Linked DNA regions of Homo sapiens: region 1 is linked to region 2. A link is a contact called in ENCODE Hi-C or POLR2A ChIA-PET data. All regions are on one chromosome and are shown on one strand. The core of a region is the stretch at or near the end of the contact, and the rest is flanking DNA. Distances in the headings are between cores, read along the strand shown. Region 1 holds the start of LINC01177 (long intergenic non-protein coding RNA 1177). Region 2 has its middle 47 kb from the start of LINC02177.

Region 1 (3,323 bases), core at 662-3,161, 140 kb after region 2:
TGATGATCTGAGGCTCAAAGAAATGAGGTAACTAATGGAAATGCAGCACTAGGAAATGATGGAGCCCAGTTTGTCCCGAGGTCTATCTGACTCTAAAGACCTTGGTCCCTGCACCTCAACACAAGGACGGGGCTTTCACAACTGGGTGAGGAAGGAGAGGAGGGAAGCAGGGAGCCCAGAAGAGCTGCAGACGAGTCAAGCAGAGGCAGCTCCTGTAGCTACACCCTCGTGTCAGCAAGGAGGACCTCAACTGCTCTGGGAAACTGCCTGATCTATGATATTTAAAATGCCTTCTTCATTTTGGGAGGCTGAGGCTAGAGGATCACCTGAGTCCAGGAGTTCAAGACCAGCTTGGGCAACATAGGGAGACCCCCCCCATCTCTACAAAAGAAATTAAAAAATTAACCAGGCATGGTGGCACATGCCTGTAGGCCCAGCTATTCAGGAAGCTGAAGAGGGAGGATCGCTTAAGGTGGGTAGGTTGACGCTGCAGTGAGCTATGATTTTGCCACTTCACTCCAGTCTGGGCAACAGAGCGAGACCCTGTCTCTAAAAAAATAATAAAATAGCCTGTAATCGCAGCAATTTGGGAGTCCAAGGTGGGCAGATCGCAAGGTCAGGAGTTCAAGACCAACCTGGCCAATATGGCGAAACTGTCTCTACTAAAAATACCAAAAAATTAGCTGGGCGTGGTGGCACATGCCTGTAATCCCAGGTACTCGGGAGGCTGAGGCAGGAGAATTGCTTGAACCCGGGAGGTGGAGGTTGCAGTGAGCGGAGATCGCACCATGGCACTCCAGGAAAAAAAAAAAAAGCTTTCTTTCTTTTAGAGTCTATAAAGATTTTTTGCAATTTCTTGACCTTTGGTGGGGTCTACAGACTCTTAGGAGCATAGCATGTAGAGGAAGTACCTGGCTTCCAAGGCTCAGCTGGAATCAGGAAGAAGGTGTTCGTTGGTGGGCTGGCCCCTGTGGAGATGTCTTTCTTCAGTGAGCACCTGCCCAATCCCCTTCCTCATTCCCTTCACACACCTGGCTTTGTGGTCACCTTTCCCTGCATGTTGGTCCGGCTTGTCCTGTCTTTCCAACATTTGAATATGAAGAGCAGGGACAAGTGAAGGGTTGAGTTCACGGCTTTGTGTGCTTTCTTTACAGTCTCTCTATAAATGAATCCATTCAGAGAGTTCTGGCAACACTGTGAGCTCTCTTTGAAGTTCCCTTGCTCAAAAGGTCTAATCACTGTCTCACTACGTCTATGCACTATGCACTTGGTTATGTAGGGGAAAAGGGCTTAATGACACACATGGGACCTCTTCTTCATACCAGGTCTTTGGTTAGCATATTTAATCCTCACAGCAACACTATGGAAGGAGGGCTTTATAATCCCCAGTTAACGGTAAGGCAATTGGGTTTTGGAGAAGCAAAGTGACATGTCCTAGGTCACACAGCTGGTAAAGAAAAGATGCATGACTAGAACCTAGGTATATATGATTCCTGACCCTGTGCCCTGGCTACCGTGCCAGCCTGGGAAATTATGGGGCTTTGAGATGAAAATAATTGACCAGACAGCCAAAAGAACATGGGGGTAGATGTCACAGCTGTCATGACCAGTGGCCTCTGGTGAATAGCATTATACAAATGTAGAAATGGTTTGCTCTGAGGCTGAGATGAGTCAAGATCTGGAGAAACAGTCTTGATCTACAGTGGTCAGTTGCCTGTGCTGGGTACTACTGAGGACAGCTGCCCAGGAATGGAGGCACTGAGTGGTGCAAAATCCGAGGATACGGGACACCAGGGGAATCCACCTTTCGGAGCCTGCCCTTTCACAAAGGAGCGGCTGCGTGCTCCCAGCCCACTTACCAGGCTGTGTCATGCTGAAGTATAAGCAGCTCCGGAAATACCCCATTGTGTCTTGTCTCCGCTGGGCCTTGGCACAAGCTGGTCTTCCTTGCTGGAGGACGCCTCTCTGCCTGGCTGATTCTCATTCACCCAAGACGAAGGCTGGAGATATTTAGTATCTCCTTTGATTGGTAACTGGTTCTAGAACCTGTGATTGAGGAACAGGTAGGGGAAGGGGTAGAGATTCACTGCTTTCCTGAGAGTTCTATAAATCCTGAGTAACTTGGGATCTGATGTAGGAGGCAAACATTGTGGAGACTCAGAGTTGGGAGACGAAAGTATGGAAGTAGCTGGGGCAGCTGGGGGCTTAGGTGGCTCCACTGGAGGTGATTGTATATTATCATGTGTTTTAAGAATAAGACAAAGTTTTGAATTGTAGCTTAAAGATACAAATCTCAATCTCTGCTTTTGCTATTGATTTGAATTTAAAAAAGTAGGATGTTGGGTTTTGGTCAGAGGACTGAGTCTGCATAGGGAAACATTTTGAGATAATTCTTCTCTGTGGGCCAGAGGTCCTCCATAAAACTTTTGTAGAGGTTCCCATAGTGCTGTGGGTAAGTAGACTCCGAGGTCAGAAGACTAGGGCTGGAATCCCTGCTTCTCTGCTCATCAGCCATAAGTCCTTGGACCAGATACTTAGCTGTTCTGGACCTCAGTGACCTCTTCTCTAAAATGGGCATATTGATGCCTACCTCGTGGGATCATTACAGGAAAGAATAGAAGGCATGTTAAATGCTTAGCTTAGCGCCTAGCATTCGGTAATGTGATCATTAAATGTCAGCTTTTGTTATTTTTAATACTTTTAAAAGCTCAGGTTTTGGAATCAACACAGATACGTGTTTCAAAAAAGCATTGTCATTTGCCTGACAATGGAAGGGTAAATTAATTAAACACTCTGAGCCTCAGTCTTTCTCCTTGCAAAATAATAGCAGCAACAATGAGGAGGACAACAACCACATAACGCATCAGGATCTTGTAAATTTCAATGAAAGGTAAGGCCTGTGAAGTGATTAGAAAACTGGTAAACATTCAATACATAACTTGTATTATTTTTTCTTATTCTCTTGGTCTTACTGGTGAAGGGCCATTGTCTGCTTCTGTGAAAGTACAGAGAGTCCAGTAAATCTTTAGAAAATATGCAAGCTTGACTGGTCTGTGTTCTCAACACTGTCTGAAGAACCTGGCTGAGTCCTACTCACCCAAGACAAAGGCTGGAGATATTTGGTATCTTCCTTTGATTGGTAACTGGTTCCGGAACCTGTGATTGAGTAATACGTAGAGAAAGGGGGAGTGATTCACTGCTTTCCTGAGAGTCCTATAAATCCTGAGTAACTTGGGATCTGATGTGGGATGCTGAGAGGAGGAGGCAAGCATCGTTGAGACTCAGAGTTGGGAGGTGGAAGTATGGAAACAGCTGGGGCTTTT
Region 2 (3,475 bases), core at 348-2,847:
ATTAAATGCGATAATGAGAGTGTGTGAAATAGTACTTGCTACATAATAGGTGCCCAGTGAGTGTTAACTATTACTATTATTACTTGACTTTCTTTGACCTCTCCCCCATCACCATCCTATTGCACCTGCTAGGAGCTAGGTCTCACAGGGTATTTCTGGATTTATTAGGAGGTGTTCGTAAGAGTTTGTAGAAGGAAAGAATGTGATATAGATACGTAGTAGCCACATTTTATAGGATTGGTTGCTAAACTCAGCAAGCAAGCAAGCAAACAAACAAACAAAACAACCCAACCCCAAATAAACTTCTCAGCTCCATGTAAACAGATTCCGCTGCCACTGAGGAAATTCTGTTACGGTTTTCCTGGGCAGATTGAGATTCTAGATAGTGTTTGGGGGCTTTTAAGAATTTAGCCTAATAAGGGGTGTTAGCTAATGATAAGGAAGGAGATCAGGCTTGGGAACTCCACCCTGGGCAGCTCTGAAATTACTGGCCCTGGAGCTGGCAGAACTCCAGAAGTCCAGGTTCATTAGTTCTGTCTGCCCAGCAATGATGGCAGCAGTAGGAATAATAATCTCTCGTATTCACAGAGGGCTTTACTCGTTCTCATTTTCGCCCTCTCTTGCTCTGTGCAGCCATTGCATGCTGGAGTTTATAGTATTACAGCTCTGCCCTGGCTGGTTGTCTGACTTGGCCAACCCTCTTTACTTGTTTGAGCCTCATTTTCCTAATTTATAAAATGGAGCCCAATACTACTTATCTTATGGGTTGTTGTGAAAAGTGAGGTTTAGATCAGAAGAGGCATAGAGTTGGTGGTGGGCTGTTAAATCAGCTCTTTGAAACAGAAGCCCTGATGTGTAGTGTTTGTCAATTTCCAAGGTATACACAGTCCTTCCATGGTGGATTCCAAGCAGCCAATGTGACATCACTGAGTAGATTTGGGAAGAGATATGTGCCATCTACTTTTCTGTGCAGCTGTGAGCTGACTCCAGCACATTCTGTTAAACCTCTTACACTAACTCTGCCTTATTAGTCAGTGGCTTCCCGATGTGGTGCTGAGAAAGATTCTGAGGCTGTGTCTGGGAACAGAGGAAGGGGGTAATTAAATTCATTATGGCTGTCTGCCATGGCTGATGGAGGAGAGATGGCACATATATGTAGGGACTTATTATCCCTGGATTTATGAGACTGTATGCAAAAGTCCTTTCAGGGTTTGACACCCAGTAGGCATTCAACCAATGGTACATATTGCAACTGGGTGAAGTGACAAGGATCGTTTCTTGTTTTTCATACATTGGCACTTGCTGAACACACAGGCAGCAGTTAACTGTGCCAAGGGTTGATAAGTGCCACCGAAGCACAAGGCAGTGTGGTGTAAAGGACAAAGGTTGGGCTTTATGACCTGGGCTGGTATTCTAGCCCATTGGTCATGCGACCTTGGGAAAAATGGCTCATCCTCTCTGATACTCAGTTTTCTCACCCACAAAAAGGAGACATTACTGGAGAGATTGAATATTACATCCATTAAAATGAAGCGTGGGAGCTATCGCTGGTGTGTTTTGTAAGTGGCGGTTTCCTTTCCCCTGTTCACTTTGAAGCTGCAAGTGGATTGTTGACCCGTGGCCAACTCAGTGCCATAAACCCTGAAAATCCTGGTGATGATTTCCAAGCAGCAGTAAAACTCAGAATCACTCACACGACTTCTTGTCCCACTTAAAATTTTCCCTGAGTTATTCTTTTCCTTTTGCAAATAGAAACAAGAATACAATGGAAAAAAGTGCTACCTACCCAAACTCTGCAGGTAAATATCCATAAGTAGTTCAAGCCTAGGAACGGCCTTCAATGACGGACAGGGCGGTTTTGTTTTTGTCACATGCCGGGTTCATTATAATCCTTGGAAAAGCAGGTTCCCAGAGAAATGCTGATACAGCTTGTCTCTGTGTTGCTATGATACATGCAAAGCATCACACACAATTAGATCCTGAAATACGGACCCAAGTTTTTAATTACCGAGTTCCTGCCTGTCTTGCAGGGGAGCTTTGGTCACTGTGTACTGATAAGTGCTGCCTTTTGTGTTATTTCCTTTGTGGATAACAAGACTAATTGATCCCCACAATTTGGCTTCTTTTTATTTGGAAGATGTAGGCAGGAACTTGGGCTCAAGTTGAGGAGCCAGTTCCTCCATGAAACAGACTCTCAGGAGGGCAGTGAGGGGCAGGCAATGAGGGGTGCAAGATTCGAGCGTGCAAACACGGAGTGGCACTCACTGTTAACTCTGTGTGTATTTATAGAAGTCATTTAACTGCTGTGGTTACAATGAGGACTTTTTCCTTGGCTGATTTGATCGAGGGGTCTATGGTTTTGCCTTTGGGATGCTAGTGGACACGTAAATCACACGGGTGGGTGGTGTCCTGATAAATGCAAGATTCTAAGTGAGTTGGTCTAAGGTGAGGGCCGAGACTCTGCATTTCTGTCTAACAAGTGCCTGGCTGATGCCAATGCTGCTGGTTTCTGACCCAGTCTGTACTTTGAGTAGTTGAAAGGAGCATGAAAGCAGTTTGGAAAGTTATTGTACCTTGTAAGGCATTTTATATGGAAAACACTAACATAGAAATTTCATCAGCTGCCCAGCTAGATAATGCTTACTATGTACCTTGGAAATACCCAGTGGTGCACTAAGATTGGAGGCAGTGACCTGGATTGTAACTCACTGATGCCTCTGGGCAGTAAAGGGAATAGACAGTAAGGGCATTGGCCCCAGAAAGACCTGAGTTGGAGCCCTGGCTCTGCTCTTTTATGGATGTGTGATCATAAACAAGTCAGCTCTCCTGTCTTGGCCTCAGTTTCTCTGTCTGTTACATGGGTATGACATCACCATCCCAGGGTGGGTTGAGAGGTTAAGCAAGATGAAAAGTGTAGTGGCTGTCCCAGTGCCTGGCTCATGGTGGACCCTCCTTCAGCACGTGTCACAGGTGCACACTGCTTGAGAGTCCCCACCCTCTGTGACACTGGTTCCTCAGGTCAGGGCTCAAAGGGGAGGAAGTGATGGCATCTCCGAGGCAGCCTTCAGCTCTCACAGCCTTGGTCCAGGATGGAGTGATCTGACTCTCCAGGGACCTTGCAGGCTGTTCCTCCTAAGTCAGCAGAAAGGGCTGCAGTGATGACAGCCCAAGCCTATCCCAAGTCTCATTATCCACCCCAGCATTCCTGCCAGCCGTCAGCAGGCTCCATTCCCATGAAGACCAGTGATGCTTGCACCAAGGCCAGTAGCCTTTGAGATTCCTGAGTCAGAAAGACCTAGGTCTTAAACCTCATCCAAGAGCCTTGGTCTTCTCATCTGTAGAAGGAGGTTAATCTTGCCTGCCTTGCATTATCATGTGAGGATCAGAGAGGATCGTGATGAAAATCAGAGTAGCTCCCTCCTTCCATCCGCAGCACTGGGCTCAGAGCTTTGCATGGAGCATTTGAGTCCAGGCC

What was found. A loop is a pair of places that touch in the nucleus more often than their neighbours do. ChIA-PET counts read pairs that join two places held with the same protein, here RNA polymerase II (POLR2A). Pooled maps may share reads with other maps.
Region 1: a loop to region 2 is called in a map of Right ventricle myocardium inferior, with 1.8 times the contacts of the local background. The contact joins the promoter of LINC01177 here to the enhancer-like site in region 2. A Hi-C loop is called at or near these places in 3 of 168 maps with a recorded cell type or tissue (A673, Right ventricle myocardium inferior and left cardiac atrium) and 7 of 50 pooled maps. POLR2A ChIA-PET finds 5 or more read pairs at or near these places in 1 of 52 experiments (Panc1).

Annotation. Positions count from the first base shown.
Region 1 is chr16:9,443,074-9,446,396 of GRCh38, forward strand. LINC01177 (long intergenic non-protein coding RNA 1177) reads right to left here and starts at 1,912. Exons shown (of 4, transcript NR_126397.1): 1 at 1,860-1,912; 2 at 912-1,079. It overlaps LINC01195 (long intergenic non-protein coding RNA 1195), which reads right to left. Exons shown (of 5, transcript NR_126349.1): 4 at 3,098-3,156; 5 at 2,940-2,995.
Region 2 is chr16:9,307,099-9,310,573 of GRCh38, forward strand. No RefSeq gene overlaps it. Among named protein-coding and RNA genes, the nearest start is that of LINC02177, 47 kb to the right of the region's middle. Within about 2 kb of position 1,598, at least 4 of the 41 ENCODE cell types and tissues checked have a DNase peak (open chromatin) inside an H3K27ac peak, as active enhancers do.